2 separate regions of the Mus musculus genome follow, and region 2 is linked to region 1. The links are chromatin loops, found by intact Hi-C in ENCODE. Cell type or tissue: gastrocnemius. All regions are shown on one strand. Links, peaks and the distances in the headings refer to the core of each region. The heading gives the core; the rest is flanking DNA. Region 1 holds the start of Zscan22 (zinc finger and SCAN domain containing 22). Region 2 holds the start of Gm29638 (a long non-coding RNA gene).

Evidence for each region. Peaks named below come from ENCODE experiments on the same cell type or tissue, not always from the same donor. Only the 100,000 strongest peaks of a DNase experiment are listed, where the experiment ranks them.
Region 2: a loop joins it to region 1, with 5 times the contacts of the local background. A loop is called at or near these places in 2 of 42 quality-filtered maps.

What each region holds. Positions count from the first base shown.
Region 1 is chr7:12,891,465-12,903,433 of GRCm38, forward strand. Zfp128 (zinc finger protein 128) reads left to right here. Exons shown (of 4, transcript NM_153802.4): 4 at 1-1,958. It overlaps Zscan22 (zinc finger and SCAN domain containing 22), which reads left to right and starts at 6,345. Exons shown (of 3, transcript NM_001290436.1): 1 at 6,345-6,516. In gastrocnemius, for the core only: no CTCF peak of the experiment used is centred there; a DNase peak (open chromatin) is centred at 6,316; H3K4me3 peaks cover 1,297 bases; H3K27ac peaks cover 657 bases.
Region 2 is chr7:12,944,056-12,956,024 of GRCm38, forward strand. It overlaps 1810019N24Rik (RIKEN cDNA 1810019N24 gene), which reads right to left. Exons shown (of 2, transcript NR_166501.1): 2 at 4,536-5,930. It overlaps Gm29638 (a long non-coding RNA gene), which reads left to right and starts at 5,930. Exons shown (of 2, transcript XR_391162.4): 1 at 5,930-6,298. In gastrocnemius, for the core only: no CTCF peak of the experiment used is centred there; a DNase peak (open chromatin) is centred at 5,597; H3K4me3 peaks cover 1,507 bases; H3K27ac peaks cover 1,606 bases.

The sequences.
Region 1 (11,969 bases), core at 1,556-9,555:
AAACATTATGCCCACACAGTGTATGGGTGGCAAGAGATGGCACAATATCAGTATTGACCTCTGACTTCCTAAGGAAGTGGTGCCTCCCACACAGTTGAGGTTGGTGGTTCTCAAACGTATCAAACTCAGCTCCTGTTTTTGTTTTCTGAGACAAGGTGTCATGTGGCCCAAGCTGGCCTCAAACTCACTATATATCCAAGGATGACCTTGAATTTTCTGATTTTTCTGTTTTCATTTGCCTCCCTAAGTCTGGGATCATAGCTGTGTGCCACTAGACCCAGCAACAGCAGACACCTTGAGATATCTTCTCCATTATCCCACAGTGAGTTTACCAGGAATAAAGTCTCTGCACTGGCATAGTGTGGAAATAACATATGACCCTTGTTGTGTGTAATTTAAAAAAAAACAAGCTTCCACCTTTGCCCAGAACTGTGGCGCTCAATCCTGGTTTAGCTCCAAGATCGGCTGCCACCAGTCCCACTCCCAAGTTGTCTGTTCCTCCTGGCTTAACTGAGCCAACAGCCAGCTATTGCCTTCCCCGAGTTCTTTGTAAAGGATAGTTAATTTATGGTGTATTATGTCAATGTGCTATCTTACCATGTCCATGTGGACCTATTTTTACCAGGAGATCATGGTCTGAAACTTTAAGACTGGTTCAAGGATACTGCTGTCTAAAAAAACACCATAAGGGACTTTATCATGCCAAATTGATTTTGCAGAATAGTGATGAATTCTTATGAAAGTTTGAACAAATCAAAATGCTATTGTATTGTGGAAACTGTCTAAATTCCTAATGTCCACAAAGTACTATGTGTTTCTATGTGAATTCAAGTCAGAAACCCAGTTTATGTATCACACAGGTTAAGTCACATGTAGCTCAGTTCTGCACTTGACAGTCATTGCAGCATGCTTATCTCCTGTCCTCATTTCAGTACATCATCTGACAGAGAAGGACCCACAGAATTCTACAACATCCTCTAAAGGAGTCACAGCGCCTATGAAAACCACTATCTTGAAATATCCAAGGTTGTTAGAGGTAATTTGACCTCAGAGGACATTTGGTAATATGTGGAGTCATTTTTGTCCCTGCAACTTAAAAGATGTTACTGCTATCTGGGTGGAGGCCCTGGATACTGCTCAACATACTTAAGTGTCCAGAGCAGCTCTTCCAAGAATTTTCTAGCCCCAAATATCAATAGTATTAACATGGAGAAGCCCTGATACAAACTCAACCCAGAAGGTTGAGTAATAAAACACTAGGCTGGCATGTAAAAGGCCCTAAATTCAGTCCCCAGTACAAAAGATACAATAACTCACCTTTTCTAAACTGTAAATTGATTAAACAATGCTGTATTTGAGTTGTTCTTAACAAATAGAGTCATATATATATATATATATATATATATATATATATATATATATTAGTGTTAAGTAAATTACTGATTTGCAATATTTATATTCAGGGTGAATAATTCCTTTATCTTTCTGTAAATCTTTTATCACTTAACAATGAACATTCTAAAAGACAAATGATATATTTTCACTGGGTCTCCTACCAGTATTGTTTTCACATCCACCCCAGAAAACCATCTTGTTCATCTCTCTGAATATATTTGTAAAAGGCTAAGACTTTAAGGATATATAGCTGCAACCACACTGACCCACGGGGACAAAGCCTTTTGCATAATCACACTAAGTCCATCATTTTGGGGTTTTGTCACATGGGTTTTTGAGCAGTGCTTCTGGGCCAGAATTTGAATGAAAGCAGTGACTGGGGTTATTGATTGTACTCCTCTCAACCAGAGCAGAAGATCTTTAGGGAGAAGTTACTCTTTTACATCTCCAGGGAAAAGATTACTAATATCTAACGGACACCATCAAATATCCAGCATCCACATGTTCCTGGTTGCTTCATAAAACTTCATATTTGTTTTAATCTTTCCGTAACTTATACAAGATCTACACGGTGTGTTTGGTTTCTTTCTTAAATCTTTTAGTTCTGCTGTTTCTTCATCTATTGTTTGTTACTTAAATAACTTTGATATGGTGAACTGATTTCCGGTTTGGTATCAAGTCACTGAACTGTGCTAAGGGGGTGCCCCTTAAGATCACATGACTCAACCAATTTAAAAAGGAAAAGAAAGTCATTTAGAAAAAAAAGTGCTTGCAATATACTAAAACCTAATTTAAAAAGAAAAAAAAAGTCATTTAGAAAAAAAAAGTGGGGGGCTGGCGAGATGGCTCAGTGGTTAAGAGCACTGACTGTTCTTCCAAATGTCCTGAGTTCAAATCCCAGCAACCACATGGTGGCTCACAACCATCTGTAATGAGATATGCCCTCTTCTGGTGCATCTGAAGACAGCTACAGTGTACTTATGTATAATAATACATCTTTTAAAAAAAAAGAAAGAAGAAAGAAGGAAAGAAAGAAAGAAAGGTGCTTGCAATATATTAAAAACCTAATTTAAAAAGAAACAAAAAGTCATTTAGAAGATCACATGACTCCCATTGTTCTCAAAGCTCCTCCCCCATGCTCCATGTTCTATGAGGTTGCTGCAGGAAGACTATTGGAAAGCCTTCCTGTCAGCCCTTTTGTTGTTGTTGATGTTTTGTTTTGTTTTGTTTTGTTCGAGACAGGGTTTCTCTGTGTAGCTCTGGCTGTCCTGGAACTCACTCTGTAGACCAGGCTGGTCTCAAACTCAGAAATCCACCTGCCTCTGCCTCCCAAGTGCTGAGATTAAAGGCGTGTGCCACCACTGCCCAGCTCTCCTGTCAGCTCTTAATGCAAATAAATAAATAAATTTTAAAAGCTTTATACAAAACAAGATACTTTTTTTTAATTTACACTATGGTATCTTTCTTTTTTTAACATTTAGTTAGTTAGTTAGTTAGTTAGTTAGTTAGTTGAAATATTTATTATTTATATGTAAGTACACTGAAGCTATCTTCAGACACACCAGTAGAGGGCATCAGATGTCATTACAGATGGTTATGAGCCACCATGTGGTTGCTGCGATTTGAACCCAGGACCTTCAGAAGAACAGTCAGTGCTCTTAACCACTGAGCCATCTCTCCAGCCCAAGATACTCTTTTTTTAAGGTTCATTTACTTTATGTTTATGAGTGTTATTTCTGCATATAGAGCAGCATACCAGAAGAGGGCATCTGATCCCATTATAGATGGTTGTGAGCCACCATTTGGTTGCCGGGAATCAAACTCAGGACCTCTGGAGAAACAGACAGTACTCTTAACCACTGAGCCATCTCTCCACTCACCAACCCCCCCCCCCCCCAGCAAGATATCCTAACGACCATTCTCATATTTACAGGGAACTTCACCCTTATCTAATTGTTTTCCTCCACATGTTCTCTTAAGAAAAAAGAAGGCAGGTAGGGGGAAGGAGGTTCCCAACCTGTGTCCATGCAGTTCCTGACAAAAAGAACATTTATTGTTATCTCTGGTTTCTCATAGAGCCAGGAAACCAACTTAACCTAAAAAGAAACTAACTATGAAATATGCACAGCTCAGCTGTAGTCACATGCTTGTGCCCCAGGAGCATGGAATCAACTGATTTAGTTGTACAGAACAGTTGCCTGTCAGGTGCCTACCTTGAACAGTCATCCTAACAACAGCAGTTCTTGCCACTTTGAGGGAACAGTCCAGCATCAGGACTGCTGCCATCACAGCTCCTTACCTTTGCTCTCTTCTAAGAACCTGAAATCTGATGGGGTCTCCTTTGGAGTACACCTGGCTCCCAGGATACTTTGGATCAGCATTTTTGTTTTTCTTTTTTGATCTCCAGGGTGCTCACAAGACACTGTTGGTGTCCAGAATTTGCTTCTCTGCACTCACATTTCCCTCTGAGGTCGGCCTTTCATTTCCTTTGCCAAGCCTGACTTTTCATAATAACTCAGCTGTTATATCTTCTCTGGGAGCTTTTCATTCACAAAGCTAAGAAAAGGTGCATCAGCTGGCTGACTTTGTGGTAGTTCTATGAAGTAGTAGCATTTCTAGATGAGCCAGGAAGTGTGACACAGGCCTTTAATCCCAGCACTCAGGAAGCAGGGACAGGGGCAGGGGCAGCAAATCTCTTAAGTATGAGGCCAGCCTGTTCCAAGATATCCAGGATTACACAGAGAAACCCTGTGTCAAAGTCACATAGACAGATAGATAGATAGATAGATAGATAGATAGATAGATAGATAGATAGATAGATAGATAGATAGATAGCATGTGCAACCATATTCTAAATGAAAAAAAAGTAGGCCCAGAGCAAATATTACTAATTACCAGCATAAAGGTAATTATGTATGTTATATTCAAAAGTAATATAAAGTCAGACTTTCATATGAGCACCCAGTTTACAGTAGCTAAGATTTCAGTGACTCTGGGCTGGAAAGATGGCTCAGCAGTTAAGAGCACTGACTACTCTTCCTAAGGACCTGAGTTTAAAACCCAGCAACCACATGGTGGCTCACAACCATCCTTAATGAGATCTGATGCCCTCTTCTGGTGTGTCTAAAGACATCTACAGTGTACTTACATATAACAAATAAATAAATCTAAAAAATATATATTCAGTGACTCACTTATGTTGGAGGTGCTGCTGTGGGGTTTTGCCTTTTTCTCATGGTCCTGAGCAAACTGCTAAAGCCTCAGTCATTGTGCCTGTAATCAATACTGGGAGAAACAGGAAAGTAGGCAAGCCAATATTCACCTTTCTCATATGTCAAAGAAGGGCCTTCCCAGAAACCTCTGTCATATACCCACATAATTTGTTGGCCAAAAATGAGTCACAGGGCCATCTGTCATAAGAGGTTTGGAGTGGTAGTGTTCAGCATTCCTAACCTCTGGTGGCTGCAGGGAAGGTTGAAAAGGGCTCTGTCCCTTTTCTCTTCCAGTCTCTGGAGTCACCTGTATTCCACATTTCCACAGTGCCAACGTTCACCTCAGGCCTCTCCCCTGCTGCTTCACAGAATCAGTTGTGTCCACAACTGGGTGCTGCCATTCCTCAACGACCCTTCTGCCTTCCCCCAGCTTGCAAACAAGGTGGGGAAGGAGGGATGAGTACAGAGCAAATTCATGTACTAGGAGCCTGCTCAATACCCTTGCCTCCGTTGGAAGTAGCGAAACATTGTTTTCTCACCTGAGAGTCTCTGTGAGGAACTGAATTTGGCCGAGATTGCTGTACTGCCAATTTTCTCCTCAAAGCACTGATCACCTTACATCTTTCTGTTGCACAGTTCCCTCAATACACGCATCCTGTGGCTGCTCTCTATGAAGTTTGCTAGTATGGCTGTTAAAAAGACTGTTACTCGTGCACCATTCACTTTGTATGGAGCTCAAAGACAGACAAACTTGTAGACAATTTAGCAAATCCCAACAGTAAAGGCCTCCTAGTCAGGCACCTTGTCTAAAAGTCTGGAAGCTGTCTGTGATGTTTAAATGGCCTGCAGACACACACATACACACTCCACCCCCAGCTGTCTCGTGTAGTTAGTGTTAGTTAGCTAAGACTGGCTACATTCAAATAAAATGACAAAGGTTTCGGAAGGATTGTGGAAGGATTGTAGTTTAGGGCTTGAGGTTGCACTTAATGTGAGTAAAGGTCCAGGTTCCCCAGAACCAAAAAAATTAAGCAAAATATGGCTGGCAAGAAAGAAAAGTGGGTAAAAGTACTTGCTGCCAAAACTGAGTTTGACCTGCAGAACTCACTTGGTAAAAGGAAAGAACAGGGTTCCAAAAGTTGTCTCCTAACCTCTTCACGTGCATTGTGGTACGTACCCCACAACACACATAAACACACATGAACAAACACACACACCAAATAAATGTGATTTTAATATATATATATGTGTGTGTGTGTATACATATATACATATACATATACATATACATATACATATACATATACATATACATATACATATACATATACATATACATATACATATACATATACATATACATATACATATAACCTATGTGGGTATTTTGCCTGCTTGTATATCTGTGTAGCATTTGTGTGCCTGGTGCCTATGAAGGCCAAAAGAGGGTACCAAAACTCCTGGGACTGGAGTTAGACGGTTGTGAGCCATCAGAGGATGGACCTCACTCACTTGCACCGTGCATGCTCCAACTTCCCACACATCCCACAACTTCTACTCAGAAACACCAGCCTAGAGTCACCATCCTTCCCAACCCAACCCCCGGCAGGCATTCAGAACTACAACTCCCACAGGGCCGAAAGAATTAGCGCTGTGCTTTCTGGAACTTGTAGTCCAGGTGACGTGCTGTGTGGCCATTCGCCTGTACTAGGCACTTTGGGACTTGTGGTCCCTGGGCACGAAGGCGCATGTGTGTGCGTCACCAGGACGCCTTTGGAAGTGTCCGCTGGGAGTTCTGGAGACCCGGTGAGCGCGGGAACCCTGGCATGGAGGGGTGAGGGCTGCGAACGCCCACGGCAAACCTAACGGCCTGTGAGTACAGGACAGAGTGTGTCACGGCTGATGGAGTGTAAGTCTGACAAACCAAAAGCGGGACTGGCCGACCGGTTGTATGTGTCCGACAGGTTGTGCTACGTCTGATGCGTCGTGGCCTTGGATATCTCGTCGAGTGACTGATGAAGCCACCGACAGAAATAGCTTTTCGATGGACTTTAAGATGGGTTTGTAGCCAGGCGTGGTAGCGCAAGCCTTTAATCCCAGCACTCGGAGGCAGAGGCAGGCGGATTTCTGAGTTCGAGGCCAGCCTGGTCTACAAAGTGAGTTCCAGGACAGCTAGGGCTACACAGAGAAACCCTGTCTCGAAAAACCAAAAAATAAAAATAAAATAAAATAAAAAATAAATTTAAAAAAGATGAGTTTGTAACGAGTTCAGCCATGAGTGAAATCCTCTGTGTCTGGTTGAGATGCTGACTAACATGGTCTTCCTGCCTCTGCCTCCCAAGCCACCACGCCAAACATTTCAGCTGCTTTATTTACTTATTTTTATTTTATATGCATTGGAATTTTGCCTGCAAGTATGTGTGTGAGGGTGCCAGATCTTGGAATTACAAACAGTTGTGAGCTGCAATGTGGGTGCTGGGAATTGAACCTGGGTCCTGTGGAAGAGCAGCCAATGAATGCTCTTAACCACCCACTGAGCCACCTCTTCAGCCCCTTGAGCTGCTTTAATTCCACCATAAAATGTATATTAATTGAGCCAGCCATGGTGGCACATGTTCTTTTCGAAGCCAGCCTCATCTATGTATCAAGTTCCAGGCCATCCAGGACTTTATAGTAAACCCCTGTATCCTGGTTGGGTTGGGTTGGGTTGGTTGGGTTGGTTGTATACAACTTGATGAAAGCTAGCGTTATCTGAGAAGAGGAACCTCCATTGAGAAAAGGCCTCCAAGAGATGACTTGTAGGCAAGTCTATAGGGGCATTTTCTTGATTAATTATTGACGTGGGAGGACCCAGTCCAGGTGCCACCCCTGAGTAGGTGATCCTGGGTTATATAAGAAAACAGACTGAGCAAGCCTTGGGAAGCAAGCATTCCACCACAACCTCTGCTTCAGTTTTTGCAACCAGGTTCCTACCTTGAGTTTAACCTGACTTCCTTCAAAACTGGTAATTTGTGAGGAAAATAAGCCCTTTCCTCCCCAACTTGCTTTTGACCAATGTTTTATCACTGCAAGAGAAGGTGCAAACTAAGACAACCCTGTCTCAAAATATACACACACACACACATCACACATGCATATATAATAGATGTGTGTTTACTATGTAGTAATTTATATTAATATATATATTTATTTGCTGGTTTTAGCTTGACTAATTTTTTAAAAATTTTTTCTGGACTATTAGTTTGTACTTGGGATTTACTACAATATCAGATACAATATGGCATTTCTGGGGTATACTTAAGTGTTCTGGTGACTAAGGGAGGTCCTGCTGCTATGCTATATAATAGGAACAGAGTGATGAAGTCCTGCACTGTAAGTACCAAGTCTCTGAAGGAAGTGCTGTCCCTTTCCAGATGTTAGTAGCTTCCCTATCTAGAAATGGGGATTGATTCCGAAGCAAACTAAAATTGAAGTCAGCAGGCAAGAGGAATGTAAGTTCTATTATGTAAGGAGAGCTAGTCTTAAAATGAAGTGTAATATTGAGCCAAAACACATGACCATTTTAAAGCTCTTCCTATATTATATATGTGTGTACATGTGTGCACACACAGAGAAGCCATGGCCCATGTGTAACAAAGATCAGGAGACAAGTTAAAGCAGTTGGTTCTGTCCTTTTACCATACGGGTCTTAGGGGTTGGAGATAGGTTGTCAGGCTTGGCGGCAAGCACCTTTACTTGCCAAGCCATCTCCCCAACCCATACTGTGTTTTTTGTAAAGGGCATTTTAGCTGACTGTCACCTACTAGGAATGTGTGAAGTGGGTTCTTACCAGCCCCAAGCAGCACTCGTTGTTTACTGTTCTTCTGCGGTTTGGAAAGGCTGAACGTCATCCCCCATAAAGAAAGACTGGAGGGCATCATTTGTGAGGTCCAAGACCAGCTCTCCACCTGCTGACAGAAAATAACCCTAGAGGTTAATGCAGTTCCCCAGCTTTTTTTTTTTCTTAGATTTATTTATTTATTGTATGTAAGTACACTGTAGCTGTCCTCAGATACTCCAGAAGAGGGCATCAGATTTCATTACGGATAGTTGTGAGCCACCATGTGGTTGCTGGGATTTGAACTTGGGACCTTTGGAAGAACAGTTGGCGCTCTTAACCACTGAGCCATCTCGCCAGCCCCCTCCCCAGCTTTTAATATGGAAACAGTAATACTGTCTCATAGAGGATCATGTGTTAACAGACACAAGAGGCTAGGGTCACCTAGCATATAGTTAGTTCCCAGGGCCTGTCCTTATTTTCTCCTATTCCTGTCCCACGTTGTAACGTACTTGTTCTTTTATCAGCCTGTCCATATCAGTCTAGTAAAGGCATTGAACACGGGTCCCATGTCTTCCTCATCTTGGCATCCTTAGCAGAGCTGGGTACCAAGAAGATACTCAATGAAGATTCATTAAGCAAAACTTGCGTTTACATATGTGTAGACAATAAGGTAACTGAAGCCCCTTTACCTGCTTAGTACATCTCTCTGCCCCCTCCTTTTTGTGGGACAAGCAGTGGCTTGCTAGGTAGCTCACAGTCTTCAAATCCTCCTGCTTCATCCTCCCATGTGTGATTATCTTGCCCTTGGTCCCTTATCCTCTTCCCCCTCTCCACATTCACCTCCCCCTTCTCCACGTGCACATGACCGGCCTCTCTCCCTCCCTCCCTCCCTCTCCCCCCCTCTGCTTTCTTCTTAACTCCCCTCCCCATGCCATAAATAAACTCTATTCTATAAAAAAAAAAAAGAGCCCCTGCAGTGAGGGCAGATGGATAATAAACAAGCAATCATATAATTGTGCCATATGTCAGGTGGTAAAGAGCAATAAGAAATAAAGCAGAGTAGAGGGCAGAATCTCTGCAGAGTTATCTTTTTGTATAGAGGCCTATTTATGTATTGTTGAGAAAGAAAAGTCTTGCTCTGTAGCCCAGGATGGCCTTGAACTTTCAGTCTTCCTGACTTAGCCTGCTGAGTTGTGAGATTATAGCTATGTGTCCCTATTAGAAAGAACCACAACAGAAATTAGAAAATATTTTAAACTAAATGAAAATGAAGTTGGGTATATATAATAGTACATGCTTATAATCCCAGTACCCAGGAGGCTGTAGCAGAATTTCCATAAGGCCATCATGGTCTATATAAAAGGTCCTGACTCAAAAAACTAATATAAAAATGTAGATAGAACTTATCAAAATTATGACATACAACTAGAGCTTTTGGAATAAAATGTATAGCTTTAAACACATGCACTTTATTTTAGACTTTTATATTTATTATGTATACACACACATACACACACACACCACAGCATAACATCTTAAAGAGTCAATCTTCTCCTTCCACTCTGCGGGTCCTAGGTATGAAACGTTTGTCATAAGACTTGGTGGCAAGTGCCTTACATGATAAACCATCTTGCTGGCCCAAATACATACATTTGTAAAGAAGCAAGGTAGTCAGGCATGGTGGGGCATGCACTGGGGATGAAGGGGAAGGACAGTGAACTGGAAGCCATGCTAGCTACATAGCAACACACACAGACACACATATACACACACCTACACACACCTAACAGAATAAATCACCGTGGGATTACCAGGTCGAAAGATAAGAAAATAGGAACTGTATAAGTGACAGGAGACATGGCTTTGTGGCTTTGTGGCTAGCTGTGGGCTGGCTTGCGTTTGCAGCTCACTCGCCTGCTGATCCTTCCCTAGCTGGGAGACTTGGAGAGGATCCTTTCATTCTGTCTGCCTTCACCTAAAATAGGAATACAACTTGTCCCTTGAGTTTGTTTCTTTGCGTTTTGGTTTGCTTTGGTTTAGGTTTTGGTTTTTGAGACAGGGTATCTGTATATAACCCTAGCTGTCCTGAAACTCACTCTGTAAACCATACTGGAATTGGATTCAAAGATACACCTGCCTCTGCCTCCCATGCTGAGATTAAAGGTATTGGCCAGCTCCGCCCTGCTGTCGGGGGGAGGGGGGGAGATTATGAATATATATATATATATACGTGTGTGTGTGTGTGTGTGTGTGTGTGTGTGTGTGTACTCACAAGAAAGACCTTGCAGGATGAATTTTAGGCTTCTCAGCATTGACCAGCCTCTCGAGGGCTGAATGCTAGCAGCTCCTAGAAGCTCTTTTTATTGTTTCTAAATGGCACTGTTATCAGTTCTGCATACCAAAACTTACTTGATCTAGGGCTTGTCTTGAGTAATTTCTTTTTCTTTTTTTAAGATTTATTTATTATTATATCTAAGTACACTATAGCTGTCTTCAGACACTCCAGAAGAGGGCATCAGATCTCATTACGGATGGTTGTGAGCCACCATGTGGTTGCCGGGATTTGAACTCAGGACCTTCGGAAGAGCAGTCAGTGCTCTTAACCTCTGAGCCATCTCTCCAGCCTGGAGCTTATCCTGAAAGAACCATCACCTTAAGCAATTTACAGCCATATTAGACTTCCTGATTTGCCAGGCATGTCTCAAGACTAATTATGCAAAGGCTCTGAGGATCCTTTAAAAGACTCGCTCCATAAATCTCAGATAGCAATCACTGACAAAAGGCTGCTTCAAAACTTAGGTGCCGCACGCACTCCATATTCATGCCAGATACAACACAACAGTCCTGCTAAAATTCTGCTACAATACTGTTTGTATATGTACGATTGTTTTGCCTACATGTGTGTCTGTGTACCACACGTATGCCCGGTGCTTGTGGAAACCAGAAAAGGGTGACCTGACATTGGAATTACAGACACTTGTGGGCCCCTATGTGCGTGCTGGGAATGAAACCCGAGTCCTCTGTAAGATAATCCAATCTTCTTTACATTTTTATTTTATTTTATTTTATTTTTGGTCAGGATCTCTTAATCTCAGCCCCTAAGATGATACTTTTATTTTTATATATGGTACTCAAGCCGGAGTCAGTTCTCTTCCTTCCACCAAAGTGGTTCCTGCACCTTTACCTGTGGAGCCATCTCATTGCCCCCTCCCCTTCTAACTTCATTGAACTTGTTCTTTGATAACTCCATCCATGTATACCCTGCATTCTGATTACTGTAACACACACACACCCAGTCTTCCTCCCACCTCAGTTATCCCCGCCCCCCATCCTCCTTGCAAATCTTCCTACGCTCATGACTGTTTCGTTTTTTAAAATTTAATCAGGATCATCTGTAACCGTGGATCTGAAACTTTCTGCTGGAGCTTAGTGGGTTCCCCTCTGTTGTATATTATGAATGCATGGGACCACTGAGTGTCCTCATTTGTTCTGAGTGGGCGCTGACATGGTCATTATACTCATCTTTTTCTAATGTGACAATG
Region 2 (11,969 bases), core at 1,825-9,824, 53 kb after region 1:
ACACACACACACACTCACACACAAACACACACACACTCACATTCACACCACTGACTCTCTCTCTTTCTCTTTGGTTTTTCAAGACAGGGTTTCTCTGTATAGCCCTGGCTGTCCTGGAACTCACTCTGTAGACCAGGCTGGCCTCGAACTAAGAAATCCGCCTGCCTCTGCCTCCTGAGTGCTGGGATTAAAGGCATGTGCCACCATGCCCAGCTAACACGAACTCTCTTGCACACATAACACACACTTACACACACACACTGTAGACATCAAAAGCGTGGGAACTCTAGTTTGATATCACCTAGGACAGAATCTAGTGCCAGCTAGAACTGACAAGATGCACAGCAAGCACCTAGCCTCTAGGAGTTCCAGATTCCCAACTTTCCACATTTATGCCCAGCCACTGAAGGAAACAAGCCCATCTTACAGAAAGACAGATTTTTCAGTAACTATGTCATGTGAAGGAGTGACCAGTACTTTAGTATGTGTGAAGGAGACTCTTCACTAGGGTTTGGGAAGCTGGAAAAGTGGCATCGTCATTGACCCCTGCACTGATGCCAGAGGTATGGCTTTACCCAGAGACACTCCTGCTTCCAGCTGTCAGTCTCTGTAGCTGGACCTCTTCCAGACCTTTTGTGTGATCCCAGATTTCAGATCTTCCTAGCTCATGAGCCACGGATTTTGACTGTGATCCAGTTGAATATAAAAGGGACAATTCTGTGAGGAATGGATAAGCTGGTGACAGTTCATGAGAGCAAGATGATCTACCATGTCAGTGCATGGCTACGGACCAGAAATTGGAGGGTGTTACATTTGGAACTCATTCTATTGGGGAAAACATCGGGGCTGCAAAGAATATGTGAAGCTATGTATGTGATCAGCTTAGGACATGTTAAGTTGAGGTGAACATTTTTCAGCTGAAGGCTAGGAACAGAGAACATAATTGAGTTTAAGCATAGTTGAGGAGAAGCTGTCATGAGAGTAGGGAAAACTAGTGGAGAATTAGAGAGTTACCAAGGCCTGGGCTATGTGCCAGGTATGGAGACCAAGCCACCCAGGTATGACAGACCATTCACCAGGCATGAGGACAGGCCATACAGTAGGCATGAAGACAGACCCATGCACCAGGCATGAGGACAGGCATTACACTAGGCTTGAGGACAGAGTCAACAAGCAGGTATGAGAGAACAGTCACCAGGTCCCAGTCTCCTCTGGCGTATCTGTCATGCCTATTTATGGATTTGTGTTATTAGAATGGAAGTGATGGAATGCATGAGTGAGTTATGTCTTCTGAGGAGCAGCCAAGACATCACATGACAGACCCCATTGGGGAAGACTGAGATGTACATAGAGGAAAAGATTGAGCTTTACAGAGAAAACATTCAGGACTTGGATGTCCCTAGAAGTTAGATCCCCAAACAATAACCAGCGCCTTGTATTTTACAGGGAGTAGGTAAGATAACATCACCCACTCCTTTTTCTTTCTTTCTTCCTTCCTTCCTTTCTTTCTCTCTCTCTCTCTCTCTCTCTCTCTCTCTCTCTCTCTCTCTCTCTCTCTCTCTTTCTTTCTTTCTTTTTTTCCTCCGAGATAGGGTTTCTCTGTGTAGCCCTGGCTGTCCCGGAACTCACTCTGTAGAGCAGGCTGGCCTTGAACTCAGAGATCTGCCTGCCTCTGCCTCCCAAGTGCTGGGATTAAAGGCATGCACCAACACTGCCGGGCACATCACCCACTCTTTTTTTTGTTTGTTTGTTTGGTTTTTTGTTTTGTTTTGTTTTTCGAGACAGGGTTTCTCTGTATAGCCCTGGCTGTCCTGGAACTCACTTTGTAGACCAGGTTGGCCTTGAACTCAGAAATCTGCCTGCCTCTGCCTCCTGAGTGCTGGGATTAAAGGTATGTGCCACCACGTCCAGCTGAGACATGTCTTTAAATATTTTTTTCATTCTTTCCTTCATTTTTTGTTTTTTAGTTTTGTTTTTTAAAACAGGGTTCTCCTATGTAGCCCTGGCTGTCCTGGAACTTGCTCTGTAGACCAGGTTTGTCTCAAACTTACACATCTGCTTGCCTCTGCCTCTAGTGCTGGGATTAAAGGCATGTGTCACTACCACCTGGCTATGATTTTTTTTTTCTTAATCTAAGAAAATGTCTTTATGTGTTCATGAGGCCACATAGGGAAAAAGACAAGTGAGGTACAAACTACAGTACCAGAACCCAGATCACCTACAATGGCCACTCAGGAAAAAAGAGTGTCTGGGACCTGAGTTTGAAATAATCTGAACCTGGAATAGAAAAAAAGACAGAAAGCAGAAGTTGGCCACTATGCTGAGGGATGACACAGGGTTGCATCAAAGAACGTCATGACCTCCTTATTTTCCAGTCATTTGGTAGAACAGGTGTGTTTGAGGTGCTCCAAGGAGTTCTCCTGGGAGAAAGGTATGGCTACATCTTTAGAGGTCACGCTGCAAGCTGGGCATGGTGGCAGAGGGAGAATGGGTAGCTGAAAATCAAAGATGGTTTAATGGATATGCCCAGGCCATGGCCCCATGGCTCAGATTTACCACCTCAATCGCTGGCATCTTATCTCAGTATCCATTCAGCTCACCATCCTCTTGCTTACTCATAGCTCATCTTACTCAACCAGAAGACATTAGTCTTGACGTTCCTGGGGCCACTCCTTCAAAGTCCTAGTAGTCTGCAGTATCCAGACCAGCCTGTCCAAGAGGAATGAACAAGTATGTAGATGGCTAGTATCTACACGTTGGTTTGACCATTATCTTTGTGTCTCTCAAACATAAATGAAGCTAAGTAAGGTGGCTAACAATGCCTGTAATCCCAGGATTTGAGAAGTGAAGGCAGGAAGATTAAGACTTCAAGGCCATCCTTCAATACATTCTGAGTCTGAGGCCAGCCTGGGCTACATGACACCCTGTCTCAAACAAAACAACAAACAAACAAACAAAACCCCACAAACAAAAAATCTTGGGATCTCATTTTTCCATTAAGCCTTTATAGGAGGGTCTAGGTCACATTACTCACATGCCCTCTTCAGAACATCTACAAACCCTCCATATCATCTTGCCCCTCCTCGTGATCTTGCTTCTACCCTCAGCTGCCCAGACCCATGAGCAATCTCAAATCCCTGTCTTCTACCTGTGCTTTGGCTGTGAGTTATTCCCTCACAGCTGTCTTTGCTCTAACCAATTTCTGATCCACTGACTACATACCCATGGCTTGGAACTTGGTGTAGGCTGATTCTTTCTGTTTCTGCTTCTTGATCAGCCTGACAAAACCCTAATTCCCCAAGGAAGATCACCACACTGGTTTGTTTGTTTGTTGTTTCATGGGGTGGGGAGCATGCTGAGGATCAATACCAGAGTTTTTTTGCCCACGCTAGGCAAATCCTTTACAATTGAGACAGGGTCATGCTAAATTACTCATTTTGGCGTTAAACTCACTTTGTAATACAGGTCTTTTTGAATACATGATCATCCTGCCTCAGCCTCCTGACTTGGATTAAAAACCAGCCTGGGGGGCTGGTGAGATGGCTCAGTGGTTAAGAGCACTGACTGCTCTTCGGAAGGTCCTGAGTTCAAATCCCAGCAACCACATGGTGGCTCACAACCATCCGTAAAAAGATATGACTCCCTCTTCTGGTGTGTCTGAAGACAGCTACAGTGTACTTACATATAATAAATAAATAAATCTTTTTTTAAAAAAAAAAACAGCCTGACCCCACCCAGCCTATGCTTCATTGTTTTGTGCTAGTTCTACTTGGCCAAACTTAGTACTCTGAACCTAACCTATGTATGGCTGCTCATAATGGATGTCCTTCCTCCATCCTTGGATGTCTCTAGTTTGAGACTGCTCAAATACAAAACCCAACAATTCTCTCCCTTAAGACCAACCTCCATATTTCCCAAACAGGGGTCAACCTTGGTAACACTTTCTCACAGACTCACAGCAAGTCATCTAGTTGGCCAAAGTCAAGCAGGTTCCAAAGTCAGCTATCTGGTTCCATGGGCTCTTGTTGCCAGTCACCAGAAGCGCACACCTCCTGGCTGGCCTTCCCATCACTATCCTCACCATCCTCTCCGTGTGTTCTCTAGCAGGCAGCAGCTATAGGGAAAGTCCCGTGGGGAAATAACCAACCCTGTTCTAGAAATTCAAGCTCAAAAGGCTAAGTAGGTGGTTCTGGCTTCTGTTAAACTGCCGGCTTGCGTTACTTCCCTCTGCAACTACCAACCAATATGTTGTTTTCTGTGTTCTTTGCCTTAAAAAAGTATCCTGTAAAATGTATTCGAGGTTGCTCTGTGAGAAGTGTTTTTCTCTAGGCAGTTGTCAACCAGACTCTTAATTCGGACTTTGGTCTTATTGAATGGTCTTTGGGTGTTAGGGGAAGGTTGGTGGTCCACTGTCTATGAGCAGATATCCATATCAACACACCCAGTTGAGAAGGTCTATGCTTGCGCTGGACACCCAAAGGATGCATTTTCTTAATTCAGGGGATAGTAATATACAACATAAAGAACAACACAAACCCACTTGTCTCCATTTATAGACCCCATTTAAGGACCAGACCATAATTACAAAAATAAAAAGGCCATAGAATAGCAGCTCCACAACAGACCATAAGTCCCAGAAACTAGGCCCTAAGACACCACCTCCAGGGAAAGACCATGAAATCCAGACCAAGATCATAAAACCCCCTCTGGAAGAATACCCTGGGGACCATCACAAAAAAACCGGGGAAATATCTTTGCTCAGGATGGGCCATCTGTGCTATCTCATCCTGTGGTTAAGCGTTCATGACATAGGAATACAGACCACTGACCACCTGTGACCCCCTAGCACGCACCAATTACATTTTAGATTACCTAATCCTTCTAGAGTTCCCTACAAGGCCTGTGCACCTTTGTCTGGGGTCACCATTTCAAAAATGGTTGACCTCAGCATGCTGGTTGTATCTGCAGAATAAATGCTCATTGTCTTTGCATACTATCTGAGTCTTGGGTCTTCCTTCAGCAATTTTCAGATCCATACAGTTTTGAATATCATGTCCTACAAGACTCCAGGTACTTGAGATGCCAGATCTCCCTGCACTAGATCTTGGGCACTCTCTCTTCACTGTAGTTTGGGTCCGTCAGCGTACAAGCTCTGGGCTGGGCAGATCCTCTCGGGTTAGCCTAACCTTTACACTTCCATTGGCTTAATGACAATGGAATATCCTGTAATAATGGGTATCGGCCCTCAGGCTCTCGATCTTCCTAACTTGAGAAACCTACGGGGACCACAGGAACTAAAGCCAAGAGCGAAGAGCCCGAGCCTCTTGGCGCAGGTTCTACTACATCCTGACACTCTCTGTCCGTTCCTTCTAGCGGAGCGCCACGGGCTGAGAGGAGAACGAGCTACATAAAGAACGCAATACAGGACCCGCGTGGGGACCAGAAGTCCCGCCCCTTCCGCGGCTGCTCTCCTGATTTAAACCATACCTCTGAAGTTTCATTGGCTCAGGATGCTCAGACAAAGGCACACTGTTTCCCAGAAACCATCACGGCACCGTTTTTGTGGTTGCCACGGTGATCGTGACAGAAACGGATATACATTACTAAGCGCGCGCAAGACCTTTCTCTGCCCAATGAAAACCCAGAAGAGCATTTATGGGTGGGCCAAAGGGACGCTGGGAGTCATTTTCTGGACCGGTTCGTAGAGAAGGCGGGACTTCTGGCTTTTGACTGGCCACTTCCCCTGCTGGCTGTGGAGTGGGCTATGTCACCATGTGGTTTTACTACGGCAAGGCTGCTTCCGAGGGGTCGTGGAAACTGGAGCTGAGAAGTCAAGGACTTAGGCCTCCGTGATATCACGTTCCCCAGAGTCCCGATGATCTTGTCGTGTCCGGGGGGTGTTCCACCCAAAAACTGAGCGTGTGCACCATCTGTAGGGAATGTCGTAGACAGAGGCTCGGAAAGACTTGCAGGTCACGACCCTCGCCCTGCCATTTCCTGGCTCGCTTTTCCTTGCCAGTGCTACTGACGTAATAGGCGCTGATATGACCTTTGGCTGGGGCCTCTGAGACTTTCCCCGAGCGTTTATTTCTATAAGATGCCGAGCTTCTTGGCTACACAACTGCACTGGTGGCTTTCACTACACTGTTAATGATCTGTCATGGGGTGAATCACCTTGACCTGGGGTTCTCACAAACCACTTGGTCTTCCATGGGAATCTCTGCTTCTACACTACAGAGCGGGAAAGGGGAAACCAGGGTACTTGGAATGACGCTATGGCCAAAGAAGGTCAGTCCCTGTGAGTACAAGTCAGGTGTGGAGGGACTTTGGGGTGTTCTCTCTTGCCCTGACACCAAGGAGAGTAGTCACACACCTCCTTCCAGTCTTCCTCTCCCAATTCTGACATTTCATCCTATTGTCCCCTGACTCCTACTTCACCAAGCCTCACTTTTTCTACTCCCCCCCTCCCCATACTTCAACTCTTCTGTTATTGGCAACCACATAACATGTCTTGAGCTGGTTTGTATCCTTAGTTATTGAAAACGAGCTCTTCGAGACTGGCTTCTTCACTCTAAGTGTGGGCATGCTGATGATCAAAGGCCTGTCTTTTCTTTGCACAGCACTTAATGCCAACTTGTTCTCCAGTCTCTCTACTTAGGCCCTTCAGGTGGCAACCATGTGTTTCCATAGTGATGACAGAAAAGCCCAGACTATAACCCGCTGCCCTTGATATTTGATCTTTTCAGAAGGGAGAGTGTCACAACTATTCAATGCAGCCTGCGCATTAGGGACAGCAAGCATCTTTGTATGAAATCTGTTCTTAGCACCTACACACACACAAAAAAAACCCTGCCAAGGTCCACCTTTAAAAATTCTCTTACTTCTTTCAATACTCTTCCAACAGTCCTCCCTGACTCCCTTCATAGAACATGGTATCTTTTTACCACTCATGTGCCCAAGTAACTGTATACAACGGTATTGAAGGCTGATACCAGCCATCTGCCAATTTGTCTCTGTATACATGTCACAGATATTCTAAGCACCTCACTCATTGAATCTCCTGTCTCCACTCTAGTGACAATATATTGCTCTTCAAATGTGACTCTTCTCAGTTCCTGCAGGATATCTTTCCATCCAAGGCCTTCCTGGAAACCCATATCTCAAGTCACATTTAATTGCAAGGCTTACCAGAAAGCTTGTGAATAGTCAAAAAAGAAAAAAAAAATCTTTGAAAGTGTTTTGTTTTGTTTTTGTTTTTCGAGACAGGGTTTCTCTGTGTAGACGTGGCTGTCCTGGAACTCACTCTGTAGACCAGGCTGGCCTCGAACTCAGAAATCTGCCTGCTTCTGCCTCCCAAGTGCTGGGCTTAAAGGCATGTGCCACCACGCCCGGCTTAAAGTGGTTTTAGGACAATATCAGGTTTTGAGGCTCCTCTGAAGCTTTTGAGGGAGTCCATCCAGTGGGTAACATGTTGACTATTTGTTCCCTCTTTCTCTCCCGAGTCCTGCACCTTCATCTGCCACTCACACTGCCCCTGAGGATGCTAGGTGTTACCCCACTTCCCAAATTATGGAAATGAAAACCTATTTGGTACATGGAAAAGTGCTCCAAGCTTCACCCTTTTAGCTTGTACTTTTTTTTTTTTTTTTTTTTTTTTTTGGTTTTTTCGAGACAGGGTTTCTCTGTGTAGCCCTGGCTGTCCTGGAGCTCACTTTGTAGACCAGGCTGGCCTCGAACTCAGAAATCCACCTGCCTCTGCCTCCCAAGTGCTGGGCTTAAAGGCGTGCGCCACCACGCCCGGCTTAGCTTGTACTTTTTAAAAGATTATTTTTATCATATGTGCACTGGTATTTGCCTGCCTGTATATCTATCTGAAGTATATCTGTGTAAGGATGTCCAATTCCCTGGAACTAGCGTTATAGACCGTTGTGAGCTGCCTGGGAATTGAATTCAGGTCCTCTGGAAGAGCAGCCAGTGCTCTTAACTGCTGCACCATCTCTTCAGCCCCTCAGCTTATATGTTTACTAGCCTAGTCCATTGTCGTCCATTTTGCCACAGAGGTCACTTATGTAACAGCCCAGATTATCCACCCACAGGGATTTGTTTATATGCTTCTTTTTGCTAAGAGATGGCTGACACTGTATTTTGTAGCTAATGCTGTGGTGTCAGAACTAAAGAGAAGGCATCAGAACCACAGAGACTGAAAACTGAGGAAAAAGAGGCAGCTTGGACATTATTATCCACCTGCAACTGCTGGGCTTAACTTCTCGAGACAGGACAGTTTCCCATCCGGTTTGTGGTGCTCAGATAATTCTGCTCCAAACCCTGCATTTCTGGTAGGTGAAGGAGTGGCGGGTATCACGGGAACAATTGCAGGTAAAGAACACTCTTTCTTGCAGACGACATAAACCCTAATCAATAAAGCTTCAACAAAATTGTTATTAGTGGTGAATGGAATCAAAACTTCTCACTATCTGGCTTCAGGTACTAATTTGATTTAGGGCTCACATTGTAGCAGAAGGCTTTCTCTGAGCCAGACATGCAGTATGCCTGTAATTACAGCACTTGAATGACTGAAGCAGGGGGACTGCAAATTGGAGGCCAGACTTGACTACATAGCAAGTATAAGGTCAGCCTGGGCAACATGTGAGATCTTTTCTTAACCAATATCCTCCCCCGCCCCCCAAAAAATCAAAAATAAATAAAAATAAACAAAAGAGCTTTCTCTTTTATTCAGTAATGCTTTCCTCAGTGGCAGGCCTCCCTTAAGAATCAATATAGATGTCAACAGATTTATTTGTAATTGCTCAGAGTCCTGGGAGATTGGTTTGGGATATTCTGGGACACACACAAACAAACACACACAAACATAGAGCATGCCAAGTACCTTACACAGATCTTTTAAGGAGCTTAGAAGGCAAGCTTAAGTCGAGGACCCTTTGCCAGAAAGGTAGGGTTTCTTTTACAAGATCTCCCTGTAGCTGCCAGGATACAAGAGATTAAACTCTGATGACCATTATGTTTTCTACTCTGAGACTGATAGAACTGGACTTTCACCTCTAATTTCAAGTATCACTTCTGCTTCTACTTGGTGGAGGGCAGTTAGTACACTCAGAAGGGACGGCCTGGAGTTAGGATCTGCTCTGATACCTTGGGATGCTCAGAAATTATGCAGACTAGCCCCATGCTCACTGATGCTTTCCTTTAGAGAACTGCTTGTCTCATGCTTCTGGGTACTAGGAGGCAGAGATATCACTGAGTGGAGCTACACACTGTGAGTAAACATTGTAAGCCAATGGGTTCTTCATGTGCGGAGAGCCCCAAAACTTTCTTTTGTCTGATTTGCCTCGAAGCCATTGTTGGGCCAGGAACACATGGTATATAGATCTGTGACATTGAAGGATTCTACAAACCTTTAGACTTTTTTTGCTCTGTTCTGTACTGAATTTTTTAAGGGGTATGTCCTTGTTCTATAGAAAGTGGAGGTTCAGTGACAGGTAGATCTCTGTGAGTTCGAGGCCAGCCTGATCTACAAAGCTAATTCAAAGGTAGTCAAGGCTGCTAGATAGAGAAACCCTATCTTAAAAAGCCAAAAAGAAAGAAGGAAGGGAGGGAGAAAGGAAGGAAAGAAAAGAAAAAAAAAGATGGATGGCACGTAGAAGTTCTCTCCTGTGGCCAAGGTCACCATGAGGACAAATTTAATAAGCACTGAAAATCAGATGGTCATAGTTGAATGTGGTGGTGCATGCCTGTAATCCAGCATTGGGATTCCTCCCCAGCAGGAAGATCAGAAGTTTGAGGCCAAATATAAGACTGTCTCAGGGGGCTGGTGAGATGGCTCAGTGGGTAAGAGCACCCCACCCGACTGCTCTTCCGAAGGTCCAGAGTTCAGGTCCCGGCGACCATGTGGTGGCTCACAACCATCTGTAACAGGATCTGACGCCCTCTTCTGGTGTGTCTGGGGACGGCTGCAGTGTACTTACATATGATAAATAAATAGATCTTTAAAAAAAAAAAAGACTGTCTCAAAAAAAAAAGGGGGGGGCGGGGGCTGGAGAGATGGCTCAGTGGTTAAGAGCACCAACTGCTCTTCTGAAGGTCCTGAGTTCAAATCCTAGCAACCACATGGTGGCTCACAACCATCCGTAATGAGATCTGACACCCTCTTCTGGTGCATCTGAAGACAGCTACAGTGTACTTAGATATAATAATAAATAAATCTTAAGCCGGGCGTGGTGGCGCACGCCTTTAAGCTCAGCACTTGGGAGGCAGAGGCAGGTGGATTTCTGAGTTCGAGGCCAGCCTGGTCTACAAAGTGAGTTCCAGGACAGCCAGAGCTATACAGAGAAACCCTGTCTCAAAAAACCAAAAAACTTCTGTTTTTCAAGGAGCTGCTGTAATAAGAAATGTATGTGGTTTAAATTCCCCCACTGCAAAAAGAGATTCCCCTATTGTTTGATGTCACTGAATATGAACTTGAATATATCCAACTCTTATGAACTAGGATAATGGGATTCAGACATCTCAATATATGTTTTCCATTTACCACAGTCTCCACAGTTTCTGTACCCACCTAGGCTACCCATCTGGCTACTGTAAATCTCATAGCCAGTGACACTTTATAGACTCTGCTCTTCTAAGACCTTATAGATGGGTAGGTCCAGAAGACAGAGGCCCCTCAACTGCTGCAGGAATTATTGAGAACAAAGAGACCAGTTCCTGCTGCCCTAGGATATACTGATGATTGCCACACCACCATCTAGTCTTCAAAGCTGTCTAAGAACCAAGAGATATACTGGGCACAGTGACCTTCAGTCCACCCCCAGAAGACTAAGCATTAAGATAATCCAGACTAACAGGCATTGGAAGCGGCAGCTTTGCACTGTTAGAGCTAATTAACTTTTCAGTTTCTCCCCACCAAGAGAGTGATCCCTGAAATGAAAAGATTACTTTAACAGTAAGGGTTTTGTGGGCTGGAGAAATAATGAATCAGCAGTTAAGAACACTGACTGCTCCTCCAGAGGTCTAAAGCTTTCCAGCAACCACATGGTGGCTCACAACCCTATAAAGCGATCTGATGCCCTCTTCTGTCATGTAGGTGTACATGCCGACAGATCACTCCTACCTTAAACAAACAAACAAAACATCATTTGCAGGCTGGACAAATCCACTGGTGGGAAATCCTTGGAGGTCATCAGCAGGCTCTAGTTCAGACCTTCTAGGTCAGGGAACAACCTAACCCACTGAAGATGGGGATAAGTGGGAACTGAGGTGACCCAAGGGCTCCCTTCACTTACTCTGGAGAATAAGAGAGCACAGAGCAGGGGGAGGGTATGGGGGACTTTTGAAATAGCATTGGAAATGTAATTGAGGAAAATACGTAATAAAAAAATATTAAAAAAAAAAGAATTCAACTCAAAAAAGAGAGAGAGAGAGCACAGAGCACTGCTTTCCCTAAGTGAGGGAGGTACATTCCGTGAGTCCTAGCAGCCTCTTGACAAGCACATATCTGGCCAGGCGTGGTGGCCCAAGCCTTTAACCCCAGTACTCTGAAGTGGAAATGGGCAGTCTCCATGAGTTCAAGGCTATCATGGTCTACATAAGGCCAGCCAATATTACATAATGAGAACACATGATGGTGGTAGTTTTAGACAGGCTTTTGTAGATAACAAAAAGCATCAGAAATTGTTTAGATATTTAAGCCAAAAGCTATGTTTATTTCCTGATGAGATTCTAAATGTGTGCAAAACATGGTGGCTGTAAACTGATAATGCATTTGCTGTGTGTTTATAACTCAAGTGCTATAATACATTAATATATATTTCAATATCACATATTCTGTACTAATGTAAATAATTAAATTTTGTCTGCTGTTTTTTTTTTTTGTTTTTTTTTTTTTTTTTTTTTTTTTTATTTATTGATTATATGTAAGTACACTGTAGCTGTCTTCAGACACTCCAGAAGAGGGA